Regions from separate parts of the Homo sapiens genome. Here region 2 is linked to region 1. A link is a contact called in ENCODE Hi-C or POLR2A ChIA-PET data. All regions are on one chromosome and are shown on one strand. Each heading gives the region's core, a stretch centred on a gene start or an enhancer-like site at or near the end of the contact. The rest is flanking DNA. Distances are from core to core; before and after follow the strand shown. Region 1 overlaps PADI2 (peptidyl arginine deiminase 2). Region 2 overlaps RCC2 (regulator of chromosome condensation 2).

What was found. Hi-C counts contacts between places; a loop is a spot of excess contacts on that map. ChIA-PET counts read pairs that join two places held with the same protein, here RNA polymerase II (POLR2A).
Region 2: a loop to region 1 is called in a map of posterior cingulate gyrus, with 5 times the contacts of the local background. The contact joins two enhancer-like sites. A Hi-C loop is called at or near these places in 1 of 168 maps with a recorded cell type or tissue (posterior cingulate gyrus). POLR2A ChIA-PET finds 5 or more read pairs at or near these places in 3 of 52 experiments (A673, Panc1 and activated CD4-positive, alpha-beta T cell).

Annotation. Positions count from the first base shown.
Region 1 is chr1:17,070,980-17,076,876 of GRCh38, reverse strand. PADI2 (peptidyl arginine deiminase 2) reads left to right here. Exons shown (of 16, transcript NM_007365.3): 12 at 1,054-1,198; 13 at 1,928-2,021; 14 at 5,386-5,471. Among named protein-coding and RNA genes, the nearest start is that of SDHB, 20 kb to the right of the region's middle. Within about 2 kb of position 1,281, at least 2 of the 41 ENCODE cell types and tissues checked have a DNase peak (open chromatin) inside an H3K27ac peak, as active enhancers do.
Region 2 is chr1:17,418,955-17,425,254 of GRCh38, reverse strand. RCC2 (regulator of chromosome condensation 2) reads left to right here. Exons shown (of 13, transcript NM_018715.4): 5 at 2,419-2,550; 6 at 2,964-3,052; 7 at 4,427-4,541. Among named protein-coding and RNA genes, the nearest start is that of RCC2, 18 kb to the left of the region's middle. RefSeq lists enhancers at 2,450-3,204, 4,934-5,468. Within about 2 kb of position 1,263, at least 6 of the 41 ENCODE cell types and tissues checked have a DNase peak (open chromatin) inside an H3K27ac peak, as active enhancers do.

The DNA of each region.
Region 1 (5,897 bases), core at 32-2,531:
GGCCGGGAGCGGTGGCTCACACCTGTAATCCCAGCACTTTGGAAAGCTGAGGTGGGCAGATCACGAAGTCAAGAGATCGAGACCATCCTGGCCGACATGGTAAAACCCCATCTCTACTAAAAATGCAAAAAAATTAGCTGGGCGGGGTGGTGGGCACCTGTAGTCCCAGCTACTTGGGAGGCTGAGGAAGGAGGATCGCTTGAACCAGGGAGGGAGATATTGCAGTGAGCTGAGATCATGCCACTGCACTGGTGACAGAGTTAGACTCTGTCTCAAAATACAAAAAACAAACACACACAAAAAAAGAAATGAGGAAGGGCTTCCTGGAGGAGGTTTCTCTTGAACTGATTAAAGATTAAAGTAAGTCCAGGCACAGTGGCTCACACCTGTAATCCCAGCAGTTTGGGAGGCCAAGGAGGGCGGATCATGAGGTCAGGAGTTCAAGACCAGCTTGGCCAACATGGTGAAACCCTGTCTCTACTAAAAATGCAAAAATTAGCCGGGCGTGGTGGCACACGCCTGTAGTCCCAGCTACTCAGGATGCTGAGGCAGGAGAATTGCTTGAACCCGGGAGGCAGAGGTTGCAGTGAACCAAGATCATGCCACTCTACTCCAGCCTGGGCAACATAGCAAGACTCCATCTCGGGGGAAAAAAAAAAGATTAAAGTAAGTAGAAGTTAATGTAGCAAAGAGGCACATGGATGAGGGCAGATTTTGGAGCCCTCCTGTGCCCTAGCCCCGTCCAGCAGGCCAGGTGGGACTCCCGCACACAAAAGGTAGCCTCTGCACACTCACTGGCACCCTCAAGGGCTGAAGCCTGGGCTCCCTGCCCTTCACACAGGCCGCAGCTGCAACTCACACCTACTCTTTCCCCTGGGACTCAAACGCCTTACTGCCTGCGCCAGGGTCTCTTAACCCAACCTAGTCTCCTTCCTGGGACTTCTCTGCTGATGTCACTCTGGGTCCGAGGTGGGTCCCAGAGACCAAACTCCTCTTGCAGGCCCTCTGGTGCGGTGGGTAATTTGCTGAAACTCCTCTTCCTCCCTTCTCCAGGTCTGGTGGTCGGAGGATGACCAAGGTGGTGCGTGACTTCCTGAAGGCCCAGCAGGTGCAGGCGCCCGTGGAGCTCTACTCAGACTGGCTGACTGTGGGCCACGTGGATGAGTTCATGTCCTTTGTCCCCATCCCCGGCACAAAGGTAAGCTAGCCTCCCGAGGCTGGAGTGAATGGGGTAGCAGCAAACCAATATATTACCCGCCCCTGCCAGCAGAGGGCAAGAGCTAGAGGAACTCGACAGCATAAAGGAAGGAGGAAGTAGGCTGAAGCTGGTTTGCATGTTGTTGCTGTGGCAGGTAAAATTTTAACCCCATAAATCCAAAATGTTAGCATTGCAACACATAATCAGCCTAAAAATTATTAACGAGAGATTTAAATTCTTTTCTCATACTAAATCTTCAAAATCTGGCAAAGATTTTACTCACATGACACACCTAAATTCAGACTAGCCACAGCTCAAGTGTTCAATAGTCACATAAGGCTAGTGGCTATTGTGTTGGTGGTAATGCTCTAGAGAGAAATAGGTTATGCACCTGTGGCACTGGAAAGAGGTTCTTTCATTTTCTTATGGGTACAACTTCATACCCTGGAAATTCTCTGCAAATTGTGTGGCTGCTTGGCAACTTGGAGATGTCCTGTCCAAGTCCACCTTTGACTCTGAGCCTTGATCTGGTGACATTGCTGAGGTAGAGGAAAGGTGAGAAATATTCCTCTGAAGCAGAGAACACCCTCCCCGTCAGCCTTTGCCACTCGGCATGGGAGGCCTGAGGCAATGAGCAGGCAAGGCACTGGGTCCTCAGCGCAGGGCCTCCCCGTGCTCCTTGGGTGCCTTCCCACTGCTGACTCTGTCCCTCTGGACTGTCTCTTGCAGAAATTCCTGCTACTCATGGCCAGCACCTCGGCCTGCTACAAGCTCTTCCGAGAGAAGCAGAAGGACGGCCATGGAGAGGCCATCATGTTCAAAGGTGAGTGGCCACAGGGCCTTGACAGGAAGTGGCGAGCTGGAGGCCCCAGAGAGACCCTCGGGAGGGTGGGGCAGATAAGCACTTTGTCCCTGAGCACCCAGCTCCACTTCCCTGGGTGTCTGGCCCGATCGGGGGTTTGTGAGGTCGCCATGCTGGGAAGCACCTCTGGCCTCCTGTGACCCTTGCTGTGGCTGGGTGGACTGTGAGCTGCCCACAGCTCCTTAGTGTCACCAGCAGTGCATAGCGCATCTTCAAGCCCTAGCGTATACTTTAAATGGCACCAGACCCAGTGGAGGGTTAAATGGTTGAAAACTGACATGCAGCTGGGTCTGGTGGCTCATGCCTACAATTCCAACACCTTTGGAGGCTGAAGAAAGAGGATCACTTGAGTCCAGGAGTTCGAGACCAATCTGGGCAACATAGTGAGAGCCCCATTTTTATAATACTTTTTTTTTTTTTTTTTGAGACAGAGTTTCGCTCTTATTGCCCAGGCTGGAGTGCAATGGTGAAATCTTGGCTCACTACAACCTCCGCCTCCCAGGTTCAAGCGATTCTCCTGCCTCAGCCTCCCAAGTAGCTGGGATTACAGGCAGGCACCACTATGCCCAGCTAATTTTTTTTTATTTAGTAGAAACTGGGCTTCACCATGTTGGTCAGGCTGGTCTTGAACTCCTGTCCTCAGGTGATCCACCCGCCTCAGCCTCCCAAAGTGCTGGGATTACAGGCATGAGCCACCACACCCAGCCTCTCTATAATAAAAATTTTGAAAAAGAAAAGGAAACTGATGTGCAATCTGCATTCAAGGAGCTTGTATTTTAGAAAGAGAGATAGAAAATAGATGCAATACAATTTAGGGACAGGAAGAAAAGTGGACTTTAGTGGGCAAAAGGCATGGTCAGACATCGTGGTTGTCAGTCCAGAAGTGAGACATTATCTTCTACGTTTAGACATTCACATAATTGGGACAGACATAGTCGGGATGAGGTTTGCATTTGAATTAATCACGGAAAGAGGGAAAGATGATCAGGTGGAGACAACCAGCCAGGTTAGAGACACCATGCCAATTCCTCATACTTCTTTTTTTTCTTTTTCAACTTCTATTTTAGATTTAGGGGGTACATGTGCAGGTTTGTTACCTGGGTGTATTGTGTGATTTGGGGTATGAATGATCCCATCACGCAGGTACTGAGCATAGTAGACAACAGTTAGTCATTCAACTCTTTCCCTCCTCTCTCCCTCCCCACTCTAATAGTCCCCAGTGTTTGCCATTGCCATCCTTATGTCCAACATGTTTTTTATTGTGATAAAATATACCTAATCTAACACATTTGTTATTTTAACCACTTGTAAGGACACAGTTCCGGGACATTAAATACATCTACAATGCTGACTAACCATCAGCACTCTCTATATCCGTTATACTTTTTTTTTTTTTTTTTGAGACACAGTCTCACTCTGTCGTCCAGGCTGGAGTGCAGTGGTGCCATCTCGGCTCACTGCAAGCTCCGCCTCCCAGGTTCAAGCCATTCTCCTGCCTCAGCCTCCCCAGTAGCTGGGATTACAGGCGCCCGCCACCACGCCCGGCTAATTTTTTGTATTTTTAGTAGAGGTGGGGTTTCACCATGTTAGCCGGGATGGTCTCAATCTCCTGACCTCATGAACCACCCGCCTCGGCCTCCCAAAGTGCTGGGATTACAGGCGTGAGCCACCATGCTCGGCCTATTTTTTTCTTAAATTACTTTTGTCACTTTTCAGGTTGGTATCCATAATATATCTCATGCCTGAAAGCCTGAGTTCCCGCAGCTGGTTGATACTTACATGACTGCCCCTCAGATCCAAAGACAGTGTTCCTGACTGTCACTGGTGTCTAGGACAGACAAGACCAATTTAACACCACCACCCTTTTTAAATTCCCCACTGATGGGAAGTTTGTTCTTGGATTGGCAAGCTTGAGTCCTGACTTCCTGGAGGCTTCCTCTCTAATATTAAACATACCCTCAAAAACTACCCATAGGATATAGGGACCATTATTTTTGTACAAATAGGGGCAAGCAGTGCCCCAGATTTCTCTTTGTATTTTAGAAAGAGAGATAGAGAGAAAATAGATAGAATACAGTTTGGGGACAGGAAGAAAACTGGACTTTGATGGACAGAAGGCATGGTCAGGCATCGTCATTGTCAGTTCAGGAGTGAAACATTATCTCCTGGACTTAGACATTCATGTAATTGGGACAGACAGAGAGAGGATGCGCGGATGTGCAGTCAGCAGAGAGTAGAAGCACATAGGAGACCTGGGGAGGAAGGTGAACCAGGCAATGCCAAAGAGCCAAGATCTCCGCTGGACCAGAGCCCACAATGTTTGGGGAAAACACATCCCTTTAAAAGATGATAAAAACTACAGACTTGCCCTCCAGAAAAATGCTTATATCAATCTATCTCCTGAACTTGGATCAGTTTTAGAAAATCACAGATCCCTAAAGTTTTCTGTTTCTACCTGGACCCTCCCTTCTGAGTCCCTAAGCCTCAAAGATTACATCCGGCTTGTAGCTGGGCATCTTTACTGCTGTCCAGTTATAAACCTGGGAAGTGCAATGGACCAGCAGTCTCTTCCCAGATGAGGCCAAAATAAATAAACAAATAATAGGTTAAGAGCATAGGCTCTGGAATCAGACTGCCTGATCTGCACACCAACTCTGCCGCTTGCTAGATGTAAGTCCTGAGACAAGTCACATAACTTCTCTGTGCCTCAGTTTCCTCATTTTTCAGGGTAGTGACTACCCCATAGAAATGTGGGGAGGATCCATGAGTTAATTCAATGTAAAGCGTTTAGAAGAGCGTCGGCCACATAGTAGGTGCTCATTGAGCATTAGGCATTACTAATCAAGCTGGAAGCCACATAAGCCATCGTGTGGTACAGGAGGAAAACGCAGGCCACTCCAGAGCAGCAGCCAAGATGAGGCAGCTCTGGAAAACAGGAAGGGTGTCCCCTTTGGCCATGCTGCTTCTGCCACATTCATGCTGGTCAGCTGCTCATCCTTAGGAGTAGGCTGTAGGTGGGAGAACCAGGGGGCTACTTGTAGCACCCCTGATCCCACTGGCCAAAGCAAGAGCAAGGCAGCTGCCACCACTGTCCTGGCTCAGATGTCATGGTCAACTCTGGAGAAAAGAGTGTGTGCTGCCCTCCCCAGACAGAGGGGGGCCTGATTTTGCCTGGGAGTGCCCTCCTGTGATCCAGCCTCTCCCCAGTCCCATCTCCCCAGTCCCAGTCCAGCAGTTAGCCCAGGCCTGGAGGATCTTGGCAAAAGGGGAACACTCAGCCTGGGTATCTAAAGCTTGACCATCCCCTGTCCTTTGAACCCCACAGGCTTGGGTGGGATGAGCAGCAAGCGAATCACCATCAACAAGATTCTGTCCAACGAGAGCCTTGTGCAGGAGAACCTGTACTTCCAGGTGAGGGCAGGGCAGGGGTGCAGGGCCAGAGGGCCCCTGGGAGGGATGAGGCTCAGGCCCTTACATCCTTGGGGCTTCCGTAGAGAATGGCCAAGGGCTCAGGAGCTCCTGACCCCGAGCACAGCAGCACAGGGAAGAGCCTCCACCAGCATCCAGCCAGCCTCCTTGCTTTGCTCCTGGGCTAAAGTCCCAGGGTTAAAGAAGTGCCAAATTGTGCCGCCCCCTCACTTGGGGAGGTAGGACCATGGGCAACTCACTAAGGCTGTCTTTGGGTCTCTCATCTCTAAAAAGGGGATAATGGGGGCCAGACACAGTGTCTCATGCCTGTAATCTCAGAACTTTGGGAAGCCAAGGCGGGAGGATTGCTTCAGGCCAGGGGCTTGAGACCAGCCTGGGCAACATAGTGAGACACTTGTCTCTACAAAA
Region 2 (6,300 bases), core at 14-2,513, 350 kb before region 1:
TTTTCTGATACTGAGGTGTGTGAGTGTGTTAGGCAGGCTGTCCTTCCAGCAGACAGTTTCCTTCCTCTTTGAGGCACGATATGACATGAGACCTCTGTTGCTGCCACTTGAAATGCCACTGGCTTTTCTACCTCCCGCCTCATGTCATAGGATGCTGCGTCCCTGCCGCCATGGCCCTCGTGTCTGAGGTCTGCCCAAGTCTGGTCTGCAGGCTTGGCAGCTCACTGTCCGTGTTGTCTGCTTCTTAGGATATTTCCCCAGATACTTCAGTTTGCTTTTTTGGAGTTGTTCGGCTTTCCCTTCTGTTTTTCCTCACCTGGGCACTCGGGATGGGTTCCAGTTCTTCTGTTAGCCTCTGTCCACGGCACTGTCCTCTGCAGCCGGCCGGCCCATTCCTGCCCGTGTCCTCTTCCAGATCATTCCAATCATAGGGTATGGGCTAAGGCTCATTTTATCCCCAGCCCTTTTGGTGACTCCCGGCCTCTGCCTCCAGCGGGGCATATTGGCGTTTGTCCCCACCCTTTGTCGCTGGTCCTCTGGCTAGCTTTTAGTCCATATGACTGCATTTTTATTTTGGGCTGTTTGAACCGTTTTTTGTGATTTCATGAGCTGCTGTACCAAAGTCCAAATATATTAACATCTGTTGTCTTCCCTGCACATGGCTAATTTTGTAATTCTGTTGAAAAAAGCTAAAGTGTGTCTGGCCCAAATTTATACTTTATAGTCTCTTGATGACATGCTGACATTGCCACAGTTTTTGTTTTCTCCCGGTTGGCATAGATGTGTGTCCCTTCCCCCAGAGCACCCCTCCTACTTTGTGTTCCAACACTGAACACAGCCTTTTATGTCAGTGTTCCAAACTTAAAATACCTCAGTTCTGATCTCTCGCTGAGCTTCACTTGCGTGGTGGCTCTGAAAGCGCCCTCAGTTCTGACCCTGTGGGCAGGGACAATGTATGTCCCGCCATCAAGACGTGTGATCCCCGAGCAGACAGTGCAGTTGGTGAGGACAGGGTTGGAAGGTGTCACAGGCCCACTGCTCGCCACTCTAGAAGGCAGGGGGCGGCGTCTGGTGTGAGTAGAGTACCACGGGAGGGTGGCTGACGCATTGCTCATGTGGGGTCTCCATCTGTGGCCCGCTCACCCTGTCCTGCCGCATCTCAGTCCACTGAGACTTGCACTTGTTGCTCTGTATTCACATGCCTTTCACATGAACTTGGGCAGCTCCCATTGGAAGCTGGTGTATCTGCCTCTCCTGCTCGAGTGCCAGTGCTGGCCCTTCAGCCCGCCGTTCTTTAATTAGAGCGAGTCAGAGGCTGGTTTCCCTTCGTCGCAATTCCTTCTGTAGTCAGAGGCTGCTCCTGCAAGCCTTCTCCAGGACAGCTGGAACTCATCTTAATGGCTCTGCTGTCTGCCTTTATCACAACCTAAGGGTGAAAAGTTCATTGCTGGAGAAGGTTGCAAAACCCCCTAGAATTGCCCTGACTTCTCACCACTGTAAGATCTCCGTCAGTTTCCCCACGTCAGGTTACATGTGTGGTTTTTCTCTTATCGGGAGGGATCCGAGAGTGGCCGGTTGAATTTTTGTTTTGGAACTTGGTAGTTTGTGTTGAAACCTAGATGCGGTGTAGGGGCTCCCAGCCCTCCTTTTGGCCCACCCAACTTCCACGTCTGTTTGGAGTTGAATTTGGTTCTGCAGAGGACTTGGGGGTAGGGGTTGGCCCTCAGGCCTGCCTTCCGCTGGAATTCACAGATACAGGGCCTTGGTCGCACCTGCAGCAGTCCTGGAGGTGGGGCTGGGCGTGTTGTGTTGAGGGTGGATCTGTGCTTTGTCACCAGGGTTCCTGTGGCTGAGAGTCCTTGAGGGGCGATCCCTAGGGGTGGGATTGGCACTGTTATGTGAGCACCATTTACAGGGTAGAAAAAGGAAGAGAAATATTGGGCAGACACCAAATGGTCCTCAGTGGATGCCCAGAGCACCAAAGTGATTAAACTCTGGTGAGCCAGGTGTCAAAATGGGGTGCTGTCTTAAAATACATCTCAGAGGGTAGGGACGGGGTGGTTGTCTTGCAGGCACTCTAAGTGGGAACGGCGTGTTTCTGCGAGCATGCCCGCCTGTGCATGGTGTCCCTACCACACTGAGCCTCTCATTTCCCTTTGTAGCAGAGACGTGGGAGGTGTGCACGGGTGGTCCCGCTGCTGCCCCAGGGAAGGAGGTCCGGGGAGCTGCAGCAGGCGCCATTCCAGCGGGCAGAGGGCCGGGGCGTTCTTTGCTCTGGATCTTGGCTGTTGGGAATTTGGAGGGTACCTTCCAGAGACAGATGGGCATCATTTGAGAGTGTGTTTGTACTCGCCTTCTCCTGGTGGTGCCGCCTGGACCACCCTCTCTCTTTTCTACTTTCTCTCATGTGATCTGCAGGTCGAAATGAGAAGGGGCAGCTGGGACATGGTGACACCAAGAGAGTAGAAGCCCCTAGACTCATCGAGGGTCTTAGCCACGAAGTGATTGTGTCTGCAGCATGTGGGCGGAACCACACCTTGGCCTTGACGGGTAAGGAGGTGGCTGCTGGTGTCTCCTCTCAGTTTGGCAAGAGGCCAGGTGGTCTGCCTTGGGGATGGGGCGTGGGGTGGTGGAGTTCCCCTTGTGACTCTTGGTCAGGATCAGAAAGAGGCCCTGAGAACCTTGGCATGGAGTGGCTTCTTGAGGGCATTGGGAGCCTCCCCAGTGGCCATAGGAGGCCCATCTGGGAGTAGGAGACGCTGCCCTCTGTTTCTCTGCACACCCAGTTTCTGATGTGAAATGGCTTTGCTGTGAAGCGTCTGCACTGCCAGCTTTTGGGCAGTCTCACTTGCCTTCTGCCTGGCAAATGAGCTGTTTTTATTATTTTGATGCCTTTGATTCTAAATCTAGTTCAAAACATTCACCATTATCTTCCCTTTTGTGATATTTTTCCTTTCTTCCAGAAACGGGCTCCGTGTTTGCGTTTGGGGAAAACAAGATGGGGCAGCTGGGCCTTGGCAACCAGACAGACGCTGTTCCCAGCCCCGCGCAGGTGACCCCTCCTCAGCTCCGGCTCCATGGCTTTTTGTTTCTCTTTACTTTTGTGTTTGATTTTCTAAGGTGGGGTCTCCGTTTGAGTTAATTTACCCCTTGTAAAAACAGGGTCTGGATGTTTAGTTACATGCTGTAGAGTTTTTTTGTTTGTTTTTTTGTTTTTTGTTTTTTTTTGAGAACGGAGTTTCACTCTTTTTGCCCAGGCTGGAGTGCAATGGCGCAATCTCGGCTCACTGCAACCTCCGCCTCCCGGGTTCAAGTGATTCCCCGGCCTCAGCCTCTGGAGTAGCTGGGATTACAGGCATGTGCCACCACACCTGGCTAATTTTGTATTTTTAGTAGAGACGGGGTTTCTCCATGTTGGTCAGGCTGGTCTGGAACTCCTGACCTCAGGTGATCCACCCACCTCGGCCTCCCAAAGTACTGGGATTACAGGTGTGAGCCACTGCACACAGCCTTGCTATAGTTTTTAAAACAGGCTTAGTTTGTGGTCGGGTTGAAAACCATCCTGAAAACATTTTGTTTCCAAATGGAGAAATCTGTTAGAAATGCCTTGTCGTAAGCCTGTTCTGTTCCAAAGAAAGTGAGTGATGTTATATGGATGTAATTGTACTTCCCCCAAATACTTTGTTTTGACCTTGTATAAAGTCACCAGCCAGATGCTTAGAATACAAATACGAGATAGGCAGTCTTTTTTTTTTGGAGGGGAGACAGAGTCTCGCTCTGTTGCCAGGCTAGAGTGCAGTGGCGCGATCTCAGCTCACTGCAACCTCTGCCTCCCGGATTCAAGCGATTCTCCTGCCTCAGCCTCCCGAGTAGCTGGGACTACAGGCATGCTCCACCACGCCTGGCTAATTTTTGTATTTTTAGTAGAGATGGGGTTTCACCATGTTGGCCAGGATGGTCTCCATCTCTTGACTTCCTGATCTGCCTGCCTCGGCCTCCCAAAGTGCTGGGTGTGAGCCACCGCGCCCAGGAGATAGGCAGTCTTTTTTTTTCTAAGAAACTTGAGTTGGAGGGGTGAGATTTATACCTTAAAAACAAACTACTACTAAAGGCAGAAGAATGCTAAGTGCCTAATTAGTGGTCTAGGTGATGAAGGAAGGGAGGGACTTGGTTTTATTGATCTTAAAGAGACAGTGGCTAGGCTTTGAACTGCTCTGTGCTGGGAGGGTGGGGGTCTGAGGGTGCTTCTTTACATATCTTCTAAGCTTTGTGTTCTAGAAATGCCTTCAGCTTTTGCCTTCAGAATTACTGAGTTTATTAAACTTCCGTTTGTAACCTAGTAATTGTTTCCCACCAACATGCAGAGAGGTAGAGGCTTTTTATCAGTCTTTAAAAAAAATGAAAGTCTCCTTTCTTGTCTTTTCAGATAATGTACAACGGCCAGCCAATTACCAAAATGGCCTGTGGGGCTGAATTCAGTATGATAATGGACTGCAAAGGAAACCTCTATTCCTTTGGGTGCCCTGAATATGGTCAGCTGGGTATGGAAGTACATTTTTTAAAAGCTCTGTAATCTAACTGTATATATTCAGAACTAGAGATCAGTGTGGGGCTGCACACACGTGTTAGAAATGTGGGTAATTGATCTCAGATAATAGCCTTTGTCCGTTAAGTGGATCTCACGTTCAGCAGAACAGCGCGTCCTCATTCACAGGATTATGGAGTATTGCAACACTGCCTCAATGGAAAAGTTGGGACTGGAGTCCTACAAAAGATTTCTTTTTTTCTGATTTGGGAATTCATTTATATAAAGGGATTTCAAAGTTAAAAAAAAATCAGACCACCTTCATTCAATTTCACATTTAAAGATTATGCCTTTATTGAAAATGAGAAAATTACGGAAAATGAACGTTGTTCTGGAAACCCTGGCCTGGGCGATTATTTCGGGTTGCCACGTGAGGAGCCCTGGTGGACCCCCTCCCCGTGCGTCATCCCTAGCCAGAATCTAGTTGTCCAGAAACTTGTTTCTTCGATCTCATTGGTGGAAAAGGAGAATTCAGGCATCAGTTCTCAGTTAGTGGGGGGAGTGTCTTCCGACCTGATGGTCTCCATTCTCCTTCCCATCGGACCCTAAGTGCGGTTCCCTGAAGTGCGCTTCCCGGTTGTGGCTCTGCCTCCACTCCAGCCCCTCTGGGGAGGCCTCCGCGAGGTGTGGCGCGGGCGCCCTCTGCTGGCCGCGCGCGCTCCTGCAGCCGCAGCGCCTGGCAGATGGAAAAGGTAAAAATAGCGCCGAGCCCGCTGGCCTTAGCCTCGGGGAACAGTGACTTTGTGAAACTAAATATACTTCAAGTCAGAAGTGAATAAGAGAGAACAGCCCCTTACGCACATTTCACATTTCGCGTTGGTTGCCGTGGTGGAGCCCGAGACAGTTGGAGAGCGGTTTCCATGGCCACAGCCCTGCTGCGGTGCCCAGCAGCGGTCCGCTTCCTGCCACGTGCGCGCTCCTGCTGCCTTGGCCTCCCCTCTGCACCCCGGCAAGTCGATTTTCCGTCAGGAAGCATGACATGCTGTTGGTGATAAAAACGGCTCACTTTCATGGAGCAGTGACTGTGTGTGCCAGGCACCATGTAAGCACTTTGTACAAATTCGCAGGTGCTCAGTTACACTCAACTTGCAGGTAGTTTGGAAATCGGCTTGATTTGTAGCTACAGAATCGCTTATTCTCAGCGTATTACTTGCTTTAAGGCAGGTGTTTGTTTCGTTGTCCAAATCCAGATAGATCACTTTTAGAATGAACCTAAATCCGACTATGGCCGTGTCTCATCCACACACACTCATGCCTTGTGCCCCCTTTTTTGCAGTGCACTGAACTGGGCTGGGCAACGCCAAGATAAGAAAGACGGAGTCTCCCTCTGTCACCCGGGATGGAGTGCAGTGGTGTGATCTCAGTTCACTGCAACCTCCACCTCCTTGGTTCAAGCAATTCTCCTGCCTCGGTCTCCCAAGTAGTTGGGACTACAGGCGCCCGCTGCCACACCCAGCTAACTTTTTTTTGTATTTTTAGTAGAGACGGGGTTTCACCATGTTGACCAGGCTGGTCTCAAACGCTTGATCTCAAGTGATCTACCCGCCTCGGCCTCCCAAAGTGTTGGGATTACAGGCATGAGCCACCGTGCCCAGCCATGCCATTTAACTTTATTTTAAAGAGCTGTCACCCCTCTAGAGGGACAGGGAAGCCCGCTGTTCGATGTTTTCTGGAGTAGCTTCTGTCCTGTACTTCTGGAGAAAGCAGATGTGTGC